Linked DNA regions of Homo sapiens: region 1 is linked to region 2. Evidence: read pairs that join two places in POLR2A ChIA-PET (ENCODE). Cell type or tissue: Panc1. All regions are shown on one strand. Links, peaks and the distances in the headings refer to the core of each region. The heading gives the core; the rest is flanking DNA. Region 1 overlaps BNC2 (basonuclin zinc finger protein 2). Region 2 overlaps BNC2 (basonuclin zinc finger protein 2).

Region 1 (7,670 bases), core at 1,090-6,089, 68 kb before region 2:
AGTTAAATTGTTTAATGGCTGTTCAAATAATTAAGTTCAAGTCATAATTAATAGCTGTCTTTTGGTACTGTTGTTATGTTTTGGTCTGTTTCAGGAGGATTTGGGACCTGCATGCGCAAATATTTTAGATAAGGATATAAACTGAAGATAGTAAAGGTAATTATTAAAAGTGCCTCTCTTTCATTAGCACAACTTACGTACATTTTAACATCTGAGATGAGCATTGTTTATTTTAATGGACTCTTTAATAATGCTTATGTTATGCCCTGAACTCTAGTTAGAATGAAAATGAGCAAGAACAACAAAAATAAATGGTGTTGGGGTTCGGCAGAGGAAAGATGGGAGGAGTGCATTAAGAGAGTGAAACCAAAAGAGAGGACAAAAAATACAATTTCTACTGTAGTTGCCTAAGAGCCTGTGCTTTTGTCCCTCTCTCTGAATGTTTTATTTTTGCTATAATTACAGCATCTTGCCTGCACTTTGTCCCTCTGATCCTTTGTTAAAGCCCAGATCACTCTGTGCAGACTGCGCTTGTAGGTGTGATTTATTGAGTGACAAGTAGCTGTAGGGTAGAACACCCGCCTCTGTACCTGAGTAAAGTATTAGACATCACAGAGCTGGGGCAGGCAGGAGGGGGGCCGAGGAAGGAGTGGGGGAGGCGAAAAGCAAAGAGCAGTAACACAGCAGCTCCTGGATACAGATCAGACAAGAGGTTCTGCCACAAATCACCTAGAAACATGTCAGACGCTGCATGTTTGTTGTTTTACACTGAGGGCACAGCCGTAGTCCAAAAGTATTGATTCTTTTCTTTGTACAGAGACAGAGACTGTCAGACCTAGCAGGCTGACCTTGGTATGGTGCAGACAACTATTCCCCACCCTGCCGACCAGATGAACCCCACAGGAGCAGCCTAGGCAAGATATGCCAATGTCCACTTCACAGGCACAGAGAGAAACCGATGCCTGCTGAAACGGCTCCTTCTGTTTCCCAAACACTTCCCCCGCCAGGCCCCCAGAGTGCTCCTTGTGACAGAAAATTGGAGGCAGGATTCTTGGAGGGAGCGTGTGTGCTTTTTTGTGTGTGTCTTAAAACACACAAAAAGAAGCCCTTTTTATTTCATTTGTCCGTGAGATAAACTGAAGGATGTCTGGGCAATGGTGTATATGTGTGCATTTTGTATTTAAGGCGGCAAGAGGAGATAGTTTATTTTCTGTTTGTACATATCGAAGGGGAGATTTCTGTGTGTGGGCACTTACATTTGTGAGTGCGTGTGTTTCCCCTCTTCTCTATTTCAAAAGCTTTGGTGAGATGGGGAAGAGTAATCAACTGTCACACTTAATTGATCTGCAGTTATTTTAAAAGTTGTTTAACAGTAAAACTACACAGACCCATTTGTCCATATGAATCTGCAGGTCTCTTTATAGTCTTAAAATTCACTGTACTCTTAAGTCATTTTGCAGCATTTAAAAAATTCATTTATTCTGAAAATCAGGTAATTTTAAACTAAAAATACTAGTTTGTAATTTGGAGATCATCTAATATAAATAGAAACATATAACCGCCAACATTTTGAAATCAAGAGTTCAAAACTTGATCCCGTAAACCATTAGGGAGTAGGGCCCACAGGGTGCCCTTGAGGAAGTATACCCTATCTCCTGTTGGGCTTGGTGTGTCAAGACTTCGGTTTGCCAGAAATGCTTGCCTCCAAGTAGAAGGTGTTTCAGTTACTCTTTGCTGAAGCTGAGTGTTTTATTTTGACTAACAATAACAGGGAGGATGCCTTTCTCCCTTTCACTTTTAGGAATGTTGTTGCATGCACAACTTCTGTCCATAAGATTGAGCTGTCCATGAGGAAAAACTCCAGTAGATTTCAGATTTGCCCGAAGGAAAATATGAGGCACACTGATGGGGAAGAAAAGTGATGATATCATGTGCACTTAGGGTGTAAAAACCTCTCCTTTAAAAACGAGGTTTCTCTTTTTCAAGTAAAATAATGCAGACAGGTTCAATGTGTGTAATACTATATTACATTTGTATAATTCACTTTAAATCTTTTATTAAAGTGAATTTTTCAAAAAGTAGACCACTGAAGATAAAAATAACAAGTAAGGCATTCACTTTCGTGAAAAGCCCCATTATTTTCTACATCTCCATTTTCACATTCATCCTATTTGTTTAAGTGACTGGTTTGGCAACCTAAAAGAAAACCCAATGGTTAAAAAAAAACATTTGTTTTATAGTTAGTTTTTACTTGTTTTTATAGTATGAGATCTCTGTGTAGTATTGAGTTTTGCAGACTCCTGAGAGAAAAAAAATTCTAATAAAAGTGCTATTATCTGAAAACAATGACTCAATTAATTATTTTGGTTTCTTATGTTGATTCTAAATATTTCTTGTTTCTCTTTGTTGGGTCTTTATGTCTCATCCAAAACAGATTTACATTTTGAGGTTAGAAACAGCTGAACAAGTCTGCCTTTGGGTATTAACAAAATAAGCAAACTATTTAGGATATATCAATGTCTTTACAAAAGGATATTCCACTTATAAAATGGGAGCTGAGGAACACATATGCTGTGTAAGAAATACCATCTAAGAAAAATAATGCATAGAATAGATTAGGAATGGTTTAAGATCTGAACACTCAGGATTGGTATTTCTTAACACTCTATTTTTTATTTTAATATATACATGCTAATCGTCTTTCTCTCTTCTCCGTATATGTTATAGTCACTTGATTTACTACTGAAATTATATTGCTTTTGAAAGTGTCAGTTGAGTTATCCCTTGCCTTGTTAGTATCATGTTTGATTTCTTGGACAGAGACATAAATCACTATCTCATATGCAGGTCTTTTGAAGACGCACCCAAGGTTTATTGCCAGTAACAGACTAGTGGCCTTATGTGGACTTTCCATGAATAAAACAGATTGATGAGCCATTTTATAGCATCGCAAGCTGTATTATAAATACATCACCCTTTTCAGTAATTTAACGTGAGGAACAGCCTAATGAGCTCCCAGCCATGATCAGCCAGAGCTGGGAGTTTTGTTTAGCTTCTAGGACAAGTGACTGGTGGAGGGTAAGAAACCCAAACCCTGTATTGTTTTCCCCAGTTCTGTGACAAAATCTTGTAATATGAATCATTTGAAGTAATAGTAAAGTAAAGATGCATTTAGAATCTGTCAGAGTAATAAAGGGAAATGTAAAGTGGGTCTGATTTTGCTTATAGCTGAAATCTAAGGTTAAGATGATAGGCTTTTTAAGTTACTTGTTTTTCTTTTACTGATTGAAGTCATCAATTGAATAAACAGATTCTCATTTTGAAATATACATGATGTAATATCTACCTGATAGCTTGGAAAAGGAACAGGTAGATATAGTTACAACATCGTAACGGTCTCTTTTGAAAGTATAGCTTAAGATGACCATTGTTTCTGTATTCAAGCCTTCTTTTTTGCATAGCTTACAACACTTTACCTTTATTTTTTCATTAATCCTTAAAATATCCCTGTGGAATAGGATGAGTGGGTGGCATCTTAGGGTAAACAGTTACTATCCTTTCTGGTGAGGAAACCGAGGCATATAGAAATGGTTGTTTTTAAAGAGTTATCTGACTAGAAAGAAAAGCAAGATAAAATTAATTTTTAGAAGTGAAAAATATTTTGCATTACGTATAGCACATGTCAATATTTACAAAACTTACACAAACATAACTTTGTGGACCTATAATTTTCTAAAAGTTTGGAAAGTAGGCGACACTTAGGATTGGAAAAGGCATAGCTTTGTGAATAATTTTTTTGCTACCTGGAAGCTGCAATATATTTTGAGCTAGAAGCTTCTATAAGATATTTCCCTTTTCTGAATGCAATTGATTATGCTATACTGCATAATACTACATTTACCTATATATAATCCAGTTAAAGCTGTATTACATATTTATAGAAGTCAGACTTTGGTCTGAAATGCCATTATTTATAAACACAAATCAGTGAGTAATTAGTCTACTGTGTAAAAAAAATAAAAAAAAATTTTGAAATAATCTTTTCTACTGTGAAAACAGCCAGGCAGTTTGGTGGACTCTGTTATTCATATGTCAGACGGGAATTACCTTGAGTGTACAGGGAAGAATGAAGAACTGAAAAGGCTTTAATTTTCTTTAAAGAATAGGTAAAAACAGAATATTTTACCACTAAGGCATGAACACATCAGTGATGCCCTAACCAGTTGAGCTCAGTCCTGCCTACACTGAGACACAATGCACTTTCAATTTAAAAATACATCTAATTTAAATGGAATGGTCCTATTTATGCCCTCTGTTCCTTATTAAAAATGGTCGACAAGTAAAATTCCGTTTAAGAATACCTGCAGACAGTCAATATTGTTTTGAATTTTAAAGAGTTCCTGTGTCTTGTGAATGACATTATGCCTTTAATATTCCGTATTCAGGGCAGAGTCCTTTTGAAACCAACTGTGCATTTATCTCCATTTTTGCTTTCTTGGTCTTTGCCTTCCTCTGCCATGCACCCAGGGTTGAGTGCTGACTGCAGGTCTAAGCTTATCAGATTGGATGAACCTCTTCGGTGTCTCCATTTTGGAAACTGTGGGTGAGAATTTAATGTTCCCCTAGCCCACACTTTGAAAATGCAAGATTACAGAAGATTTATGAAGGCCTCTGTGTCTCCATAGCTCTGTTCTTTGGGGTACCTCTGAAGTTTACTACTGAGCGAATGATCTTGGCATGTTAGTATAGGCTGAGCCAAAGTTTGTGCTATATTATTTATGATTCTATAGCATTGGCCTCTCAAACAAATGAAGTTTATTGACGTATCATCTGGAACAAAATTTTGGCTAATTCATAATTTATACATCAGAAATAGATGCCTTTCTCTTATAGATTGTGCCACTTGAACATAAAATAAGATTTTAAGATTAAAAGAAACAGAGGCCTGTAGAAGTGGCTTTTCAAGCTTGTAGTCACTGATGGTTTTTTAATCCCTAAACAACACAAAACAAAGGAAGACAGAATATGCTTTTCCCTCTCCCATACTTCCCTTTTCTGTCTCTAATTGTAAGCTCTTGTGCACCAGTGCTCCTACTTTTCCTCTGAGTTTAGTGATAGTTCATAAGAAAAGCATTAGGCTTATGGAAAGAAAGATCTGTCGCCAGTGGACTTGATTCTCCCTTGTGATTTATAAGGGTCTGAGAAAGCAGTCTTCCAGGTCTTCTCTTCTCAAGGACTCTGGGAAAGTCTTGTTCAAAACTAATGGTTCTTAAAGAATTGGTCAGCTGCAGACCACTGGCCTCTCAAAACACTGGGTGGTTCAGGTGGATAGCACACACTGCTTTGCAACTCCAAGATGCAGTGGGTGTGCTGGGGCCCGTGAGTCCGTCCTGGAAGACCTTTGGAAATTCTGTGTTAGTCAGGCTCATTCTCTTTCACTTGATGTGCGCACAGATTTTTGTAGAAATCATTTGATATCCCAGTAGTGTACAAAGCATGGGATGATATATGCATTCACACACTTACATATCAAAGATACACTTCTTCTATGTTTTTGTCTTTCATACAGAGTCTAAGGCGACTAAGTCGTTATGCTATTTTAGCACATAAAGATATCATTGGTTTTAACTCAAAGTGATTGACTCAAACTATATTTTTATCATAGTTTGAGTACCTCATACTTGTTCACTGCCCTTATGTGCATGGTCACCTTTAGAGGGCATAATTCTGCTAAAAAACTATTCCTAATGAATTGCAAATGGAGATGAGTTAAGTAAGCTGTGTTAATTATGTCATTTGCAAGATTGTCTAATGTGGAATTGGTCAAGAGACTGGAAACTGCTTGTCAAATGTTTCTCTTAACTAATGTGATAGTTTGTGGTTTGCAGGTGACACAATTTCCATAACTTATTTGATGGAGCCTCATTAACCACCCCTTAGTTCGCCTTAGCAAAATTATGTTATTAAACATGTCATGATAAGTTCTGTCCTCATTACTTTGCATTCGGCACAGTGAATAGTGTTTGTCTTGTGACACCTCTCCCAGGTCCTTAGTCTTCGAGGAAGCCAAAGGAATTCCATGTTCAGAATTGTGTTTTTAAGCTGCTTTCCAGCATTACACACATCTCTCTTGACTTGGCTAATAGAACCTGGATGTGTTCTCAATCACTGCTATCACCATGCAGTCCTTATTTAGCCCTCTGTCATTTCTCCTCAGAGCTTGGTGTCCTGATGTTCTACTGTCTTAAATAGAAACCCAAAGAATCTCTGAACCATATAGTTTTAGTTAAAAACAGCCAAGTGTATGGCAGTAGTAACTGTGATGATAATTCCAGTAGTGGAGCAGTTTTCGTTTTTCATAGCATCTGCCTCATCTAGGAAATCTTCACATTAGCAGCAGAGCATTTATCTCTCTAGTGAATAATTTTTATGTTTGCCCATGTTTGTTGCTTAGTGCTGAGAAACTTCATATGTCTTTTTTTAAACACACACACACACATATTTTATTGCGTACATTGGTGACTCTCTGTAATTTTGTCTTCAAAGGGACCAGTCTCAGAGATACTTTACAGTGATTGCCTTTTAGTATTTAGTTTCTGTCACTTAATTTTTTCTGGTGGTGGGAATTCATTTTTGTTAATGTATAAAATTTTTCAAAATTGGGAGATGGTTGAATAAGATTAGAAATATAGTTCATGGCAGTGGAATAGACTAGCTAATCCACAAGTGAACTGGAATAGCATATTGATCTAAATGTATAAGATACCTTTATTAAACCTGCCTAAGAGGATCATATTTAATATTTATTTTCTAGTGAGCAGTATTGTACTTACTAAATTGATGGGAATACACATATTGATGAATCTCTTATATTTTACTTGAAAAATTCTGTTGAAGGCTACTTTATCCTTTAACCTGATAAACCCTCTCTCTCCCTCATTCTCAAAAATCTCATCATGGTTGCACTTGGATCAAGCTTCTTCATAAAGTCATTGTCATCTTACACTTTTCCCAGAAGCGTCACCCTAGGGGAAAAATGATTGTGTAATAGAAAAACTCTCTCTGCATTCTATGCATTGACCATTCATTATCTTCCATTTGGCTACCCTTTGACCTCCTTTCCCTGAGCCACATAGCTAACCAGGTCGGCCTCTGTCAAAGTCTGTCTAAGGATGTTATTCTTCCTGTGGTCTCCCTTTTTCTTTCTACCTTCTACCGGCCCCCACCCGTACCACACACATTCCGCCAATTCTCTGTGCAGACTTGACATAAGATTCCACCCCAATCCTTGTTATGTAACCTACCACCTACCCCTTTTTGGCAAGGGACACCCGAGTCAGCAAGTTGCAACAAAGAGTGGAGTTAATTGGAACATGTGCTGTGCCCAAATCTCAACAAAGAAGGGCTGATAGACATCAGGAAAACACAACCATATGTAGATGTTTGCTTGAGGAATATGAGTGTACATGGGAAATATCATCTACAACCAGGTTGCATTTAAATAAAATCAACCATCATTCTCCTCTTTGTCTTCCGACACCCCTTTCCCCCACATGTAATACTTTTAACTTGCTCTCTCATGTCTGCTCATGGGTGGGCATGGTCTACTAAACTGACAAATGAAACAGATCTGTCTGTGATACTTCATATGGGGAACCTTATGTAACTTA
Region 2 (7,670 bases), core at 1,338-6,337:
TTAGGGTCTCTCCTCTAAACTCACTGCCCCCAAACCCCAAACTATCAAGTCCTTGATCACAGGGACACTGCCATCCACTTCCCACCACTTAAGAGGCAGTGCCTGGCTCCACAGTGACGGTTTTTGCTTAGTGGTGATATTTGAAGCTGTAGGAGGGCGTGAAGTTGCCAAATTAAAGAATGAAGAGCTTGGCCATGGGAAACACCTGTATTTATTTACAGTGGAGAGAGAGAGAGAGAGAGGAGAGAGCAGTTGATGCCAGAAAAACTAGGATAGTCAGTCTCTACAGCCCAGGAATGAAGGAGAGTTAGTGCAGCAAGCTGCATCACAGTCTGGGAGGACAAGGAGACTAGAAAAAAGGACCAGATGGGATGAGAACATTGCCTCTCAGAGAGACAGTTTCAGGCACGTGTGGGGCAGAATCTGGATTGTAGAGTTAAAATGTAGGTGGTGGTGAGGAAGTGGGAGCACTGGTTGCTGGGTGCATGGATTTCTCTTTCAAGAAGTCAATGGTAAAGGTAAGCAGAAGGAATAATTACTTTCAATAAGGTGCAGACTTAAGAAAATGTATGGTTGTTGTTATGGTTGTTCTTGGGGAGTTGGGATATGCTGATCATCTTCACTGCTGCCTCCATTCAGCTCATGTCTGAGAGCCTCCAACCCTCTTCTGGGCACTCGGAACAAGACCAAGCTGTATGTGGTACATTCTGTGAACGACAAACTTTGAAAATGCAGGTATAAAGAAAAGAGCAGACAGTTTCCAATAATGGAAATTGAGGAAAGAATTACAAGGCACCCTGGCACCCTTGTTAGGCTGGGTCCTGGAGGCCTGCTTTACCCAGACCTGAATACTAATCTCTGCATAGATAGGTGGGAACACTCTGACTGAACTCTCTGCTCCTTTCTGCATACCTGCATTTTCAAAGTGTGTAGTTCACAGAATATAACAGCTTGGTCTTGTCCCGAGTGCCCAGAAGAGGGTTGGAGGCACTCAGACATGAGCTGAATGGAGGCAGCTGTGAACATGCTCACAAGAATGAAAGCATATTCATTTCGACTCTTCCCAACTGTCTCCTTGTAATGCATGTACATTTTTGAGGCTTAACTGGTTTTGATAGTTTTATGATAACTTATGTTATTTGCGTGTGGGTGAGTTGGCCAGTGATCACGTTGGTTCTATTTTGTTGTGAATAAATAGTATGTCAAAGTTTTATGCTGTTTCAAAAATGTTATTTAGAATAAAACTTCCTTTGAAGCGGCAATAGTCTCTTACTCAAAATATTTATTTAGACCATATTGTTTAAATATATATAATTCTCTTAAGGGAAAATTGTAGTCTATATAAATCTGAATTTAAAACAAATAGACCTTCTGGAATTCATAGATATACAAAATGGATATTCTAGTGCTTAAGTGTTTATATACAAAAGGAGTTGAGGTGTTCCAGTGTTTGCATGTTTAGGTACAAAAAGAATAGAATTCATAAAAAGGAATAATGATCTAAAAAGTTGAATTCCCGAATGTACCAAATGTGTAAAGTTATTTAGGAAGACAAAATATTTGAATCATAAACTTGTTCAGAGTAAGTGAATGAATGATTCAACCAGTAAAAAAAATAAATACACATAAAAATAAATCAAATCCACAGTCTGTTAATTTGTTCTCGTCTTAAATATGGCTGTAATTAAAGTTGATGAAAGTGTGCTTTAAAGACAATACAAAATTAGGATATTTTTATAAAATAATTAAATATTATCAAATTAATGATTTAAATATTTGTGTCTTTTGTGCTGGAGTTTATATTAACTGTCCTTGAAATACCATCTCATTTTATTGGCCCTCCCTTGATTTCGGTAAAGCAGAGCTATTTTTTTTAAAGCATTTATGAAAGCTTTTATTATTGCACTTCAAATTATATGAATGTTTTAATGTCAACATAGTTCCCGTATCTGAATTTATAATTAGATAATTTGTAAAGTTCTTGTTTTTAGTGGAAATGCTGTCCTCTAAGCTCTTTTTATTTTGGTCACAGTACAATCAAGTTTTGAGTTCATTAACTAATGAACATGTTATTTAAATAAACTATTTCTGACTTGGGATGTTCTGATATATTTCTCAGTTAACAAATTATTGAAATTTAAGAACTTCTGGAAGAAACGTTTCTCCTTATAGTCTACAAATTAATCACTTCTATATACAACAAAGTTTACAACCTAGCTACAATTGGACCATGTTTGGAAGAGAGATCCTGAAATATCAGGGAGATTATACAATTAAATATTTCCCTAGTGCTAAATTGAAGCACAAATTAAAGATGGGGGTGAAGTATGAATGGAGTCTACAGTGAGGACTCCAACATCTGAAACCAATAGGGATCCATAGATTTAATATTAATTAATGGAAGAGAAATATTTTACACTTGCCTGATCTAAAGCATAGGGAATGGTAAAAGCCTGCTCAGTCTTATTCTCTGTGAATGGAATTTGTCCCAGTCATGTTAACAATATCCAAAATACTGCCTGTTACAAATGAGACAGTTTCTATAAAAATCCTAATGGTTCCAGAAATATGAGCATCTGGAGCTGTGTGAGTGAGCATGGCTTTCAGGCACAGAGCTGCAGTTTCAGGTATCCCCATGCCCACCCCTCCACCCCAGAATCAGTAATCATTGATTGCATCTAAATCTGCAGAGAGATCTTTTCCTGGCAGTTCAAGTAGTTACAGTAGATTGTTAATCTGCGAATGATCAGACTAAATCCCTTCTGTCTTCAGAATTTCTATGCAAATTAGAATTAACTGTATGAGATAAATTTATTAACTGTAGTCCGGGAGCTTAGGTCAGCTTTAGCACTATTCTTAAACATAGGTTTTTATTCATAAAAAGTTACACTCCATTTATGCTAATTTTCTATGGATTCATTTTATAATATTAACTGGTGAGATGGTTTTTTAAAGTGGTTATAAGGAAATGAAAGATTTTTAAGTGTGTTTTTCAGTTTTCTGCAATACAGGTGTACTGTTCCAGATATAAAATATTCACATAAATGATTTTTTCTGTTCCATGTCTGATCTGAAACCAAAATTTAAACTTATTTTCTTTCTTATGTCACTGTTGAAATAAGAGGAGGATTGTTTTTTATTTTTCAAAACAGGAACGAAAATAGAATAAAAAATATTCAAGGAATTGGGATGTGATTAAATAATAATAGAAATATGTTAGGTCTTATTGAGCACAGGAGTGTCTTTAAAATATATTTGAGAGTTTAGCACAACATTTAATTGAAATTCAGCAGAAGAAAAGTAATATTCTAATAATAATATTTGTGTGCCATATTTTACTTTCACAAACATTTCACTTGAATATTATTTTGTTACAGTGTATTTTTTGCTTTATTGACAAGTAGAGAAATTTAAGTGGAAATATATATTAGCAGCAATATACTTTTTTCTTTTTTGGATTTGTGATGTCGTAAATCCGGTATCTTATCGAATATGTAATCCTTTATTTTTATTCTAAGTTTGTAATTTAAAGGTTACTGTGAATGACCTAAAACATTGTATTAGTGAATGAGCTTTTGTTTTCTTTACCTTTTTTAATAAGAGATTTTGGTGATATCTAAATTTATTTTTAAAACTCTCCAGGCCCCTACCATCATAAAATCTTTAAAAATAGAAGTGGGCAATATTTATTGAAATGGTGAAAAGAGTATAGTATCTTTGAACAGATGCTGACCTTTTTTTCCTCCTTTATTTTTCAGGCCATCCGTTGCACACTGGTAAACTGCACATGTGAATGTTTTCAGCCAGGGAAGATTAACCTGAGGACTTGTGATCAGTGTAAACATGGCTGGGTGGCACATGGTGAGGAAAATCTGGGCTTTTCTTCCCGTTCTTATTATGTTCATGTTCGTGTGTGTGTGTGTGTGTGTGTGTGTGTGTGTGTGTGTGTGTCTGTTTAGAGGAGTCACTGGCCTGGAGAAGAGAGAGGTCAGCTGTGCTCCAAGTGTTAGTTAAGATTCAGCCTGCGGCTCTAAAACAGCATATTCTCAGCTCCAAGGAGCTAGGCGAGCAGCTCTCAGCAGAAGGCCAAGATGTTTATAGGACAGTTGGGCTGTGAAGTTCTTACTGAGCATGGGCGCAGCCAGCAAGCACCAGGCCTGATGGAAACTCAAACATACCACAGTTGGCCTTTCAGGGCCTGGACCTCAGAGGGAAGCTGGCAAATCCTCCTTGCTTGAGAACTCCTCGATGACTGCTCACCCTTGTCGTATGTGCTCGGGGCTGAGCTTATCCTTCTAGATGTTAAATGTTGTATGGTCTCAGGTGGACGAGAGAGTGAACGGGAACATTATTTGGCTGGTATCTGAAAATATAACCTGTAAATACTCCCTTTCAGTGTGCATGGGGATTGGAGGTGGTCGACGTAGGTAGAGTGTGAGCTCTGTGTAGGTGTGTGCTGGGGTGGGGAGACCCCACGCGAAGGATATGAGTGTTGAGGGTTTTTGCCAGGTGCACAGAGCCGTTCTGTCAGTGTGCCCTGACCGAGCGTTCAGCATATTCCTGTGTATGGTTTATGTTTATTCTGTTTAAGTAAAAGGAGACTTGGAAATAAGCAGACGTTTTTTTTTCCACCTCCCAGACTGTAGAATTTAAAAAGATAGGTAATGTTTATAAAAAGAAATCCTGGCTTGAGATTTTTTGACAGCCCCGGGTATTGCCTCTTAAGTGGACATATTCTTCATTCCCAAGCAGTGCCAAACATCCAGTGGGTTGTATTTTTATAAATGTCATGTTATTCTAGCAACATCTGAGGTAACAACACTGGGCCATGCCTCGAAATGCTTTTAATTTATCATGTACCTTGCTTGTGAGGGCGTGTGTGATGGAGTTGCGGGGACATTTCAGCCATGTTTCTGTGAGAGAGAGTACTCTGAGAGGAATACCCGGGAAGGGGTATGTTTCCACCATGCAGCCACAATCCTGCAGTCCTTCATGCCCACAGGGATAGAGCGCTTTCCTGCTTTATTAACAAGGCCCAAATCAGCAACAGGTCTCAGTCCAGTCTTGAACAACAGATGAGCTGCATTTACTTCTGCAGTCTCTTTATGTTACTACATTCAATGATTTCGTCTCTCTTCATATATTAGTTTGCTAGGGCTGCCATAACAAAATGCCACAGGCTGGGTGGCTTAGAGAGCAGAAATTTATATCCTCAAAGCTCTGGAGGCTAGAATTCCAAGATCAAAGTGTTGGCAGGGTTGGTTTCATTCTGAGGCTTCTCCTCCTCATTTGTAGATGGTCACCTTTACATGGTCTCTCCTCTGTGGGAGCATGCCCTGGTGTCTGCAACCTCCAACTCCCGGGTTCAAGCGGTTCTCCTTCCTCAGCCTTCTGAGTAGCTGGGATTACAGGCATGCGCCACCACACCCAGCTAATTTTTGTATTTTTAGTAGAGACGGGTTTTCACCAGGTTGGCCAGGCTGGTCTCGAACTCCCGACCTCATGATCTGCCAGCCTCGGCCTCCCAGAGTGCTGGGATTATAGGTGTGAGCCACTGTGCCCAGCACTGGTGTCTTCTTGTGCATCCAGATTTCCTCTAATAAGGACACCAGTCAGATTGGATTAGGGCCCACCCTAAGGGCCTCATTTTAACTTAATCACCTCTTTAAATACCCTATATTCAAATATAGTCACATTCTGAGGTAGTAGGGGTTATGACTTCAACATAGTAATTTTGGGAGAACACAAGCCCATAACAGTTCCCAAATATCCTTTTTTTCTCTGAAGAAGTATTGGTTTTGCTGGGTAATAGGTACAGAGCTTATATCCTAAACTCATCAGAACCATATGAATATTGGAGGCAGTTTGGTTGTAGACTGTTCTGAGGTCAAATCCTGGCTCTGTCACCTCATGACATGTTAATATTGCTGGACTTCAGTTTTCTTGCCTGTAAAATAGGATTAATAGTTCCTACTTTACAGTCTTATTATGAAAATTAAAGAGAAAATATATGAAGCCTTTCTAACTAATACATATTAAAAGTAAAATGGACAGTAGATGAGCACTAAAGGGGAGGCCAGTCGTTGAACAAAGGCGTTTCATTTATTCGCTCTCATTTTTGCCAAAGCCATCTTGTATTATCATTATCTATCTACTATGGTAGCCTTGGAGTATAAAAGTTAACTGTGTCACCAGTTTGTTTTATCTATTTAATGTCCATGTGCATATTACATTAGTAATGTAAAGGAAAAAGCAATGTTTTTTCCTTCTTGAACAACATAAATTATTCCTGGCCAGTGATTGTTTCGAGGACTTTCTGAAGAATGTCATTTTTCACCCAACTTGAATAAGATGTTTTTGTTACACCAGACTGTGCTTTTTCTACTGTACCATTAAAAATTCTATGTTTCTAGGATATTAATTTTGGTGTTTCTCAGACCTTAGCAAAATGTATTCTAATTCTTTCCTTTACAATTATCACCTTGACCTCTTTTTTCCCACAACAGGGAGATATCTGTATACAGCTCAAAATGCATACACCCAAGCATGTGAATCCCACACTCTCCCCATTCATGAGGCCAAATACAGCAGTGAGGGGTTGGCCTCTAGCCTTGGAGTTGGCAGTGGGATGACAGCACCCACTCTTTTTGCCCCTAGCATTACAACTAATTGCTTCATTCCCTCTCTCTGCACAGAAACCCTGAAATCGTGTCTCCAATGACTTCTGCTCAGAGGTGAAACACAGCATTCTTTCCGGCTGCCTTATACTGTGCAGTGTCCTGGGTGTGGGGCAATGAGGAAGTGACTTGGGTTTTCTAGTGTGTAATTTTCCTCTGAAATGCATGGAACAGCAACAAAACTACCAAGATACATTGCCCAGAATGGTTTCATGGTAGCACTGAATGCATTCTACCTGTCATTATGTCAATAAAAAAATTTTTAATATCTGCTGCTAAAAAATAACCAAATGCCAAAATCATGTATTCTCTCTAAAACAGATTTTTAGAAATTTGTTGACCTCCTTTCTTGAATAAATTATCCTTGTTAACAGCATTTTCAGTTCATTCCTAAGATGTTGGATTTCATGGGTCATTATCTACCATATATATGCACATATGTGTGTCTCTGTATATGTACACACACAGAAACACACGCACATTCTCTCTGTTGACTTACAGATTGCTTACTAAAGCTGCGTAAGTTGTTGACGTTAACTACTTTACAAAAATCTTTAGAAATGTGTTTCTAAAAAATTAAAAGCTGGGTGTGGTGTGTCTGACAGCCTGTATTCCCAGCACTTTGCGAGGTTGAGACAGGTGGATCGCTTGAGCCCAGGAGTTCAAGACCAACCTGGGCAACATGGCAAAATCTTGTCTCTACAAAAAGTACAAAAATTAGTCCGGTGTGTTTGCGTGTGCTCTCGGTCCCAACTACTTTGAAGGCTGGGGTGGGAGGTTTGATTGAGCCTAAGAGGTCAAGGCTGCAGTGAGCTGAGATCATGCCACCACATTCCAATCTGGGTGACAGAGCAAGACTCTGTCTCAAAAATAAAAAAAAAATAATAAATTAAAGAGTGATTAATTCATTATACTGCAACACCTGGGTTTTGAAATTATTAATACTTAGTGGGCTGTGTTACTTTTCACAGAGTATTTTCTTAAAATCCTTAG

The links. Peaks named below come from ENCODE experiments on the same cell type or tissue, not always from the same donor. Only the 100,000 strongest peaks of a DNase experiment are listed, where the experiment ranks them.
Region 1: POLR2A ChIA-PET joins it to region 2 with 6 read pairs; 3 of 35 experiments call an interaction of 5 or more read pairs at or near these places.

What each region holds. Positions count from the first base shown.
Region 1 is chr9:16,646,905-16,654,574 of GRCh38, reverse strand. All of the region lies in intron 3 of BNC2 (basonuclin zinc finger protein 2), which reads left to right. Among named protein-coding and RNA genes, the nearest start is that of BNC2-AS1, 76 kb to the left of the region's middle. RefSeq lists an enhancer at 801-1,301. In Panc1, for the core only: no CTCF peak of the experiment used is centred there; no DNase peak of the experiment used is centred there; H3K4me3 peaks cover 764 bases; H3K27ac peaks cover 2,984 bases.
Region 2 is chr9:16,579,174-16,586,843 of GRCh38, reverse strand. It overlaps BNC2 (basonuclin zinc finger protein 2), which reads left to right. Exons shown (of 7, transcript NM_017637.6): 4 at 3,759-3,861. Among named protein-coding and RNA genes, the nearest start is that of BNC2-AS1, 140 kb to the left of the region's middle. In Panc1, for the core only: no CTCF peak of the experiment used is centred there; no DNase peak of the experiment used is centred there.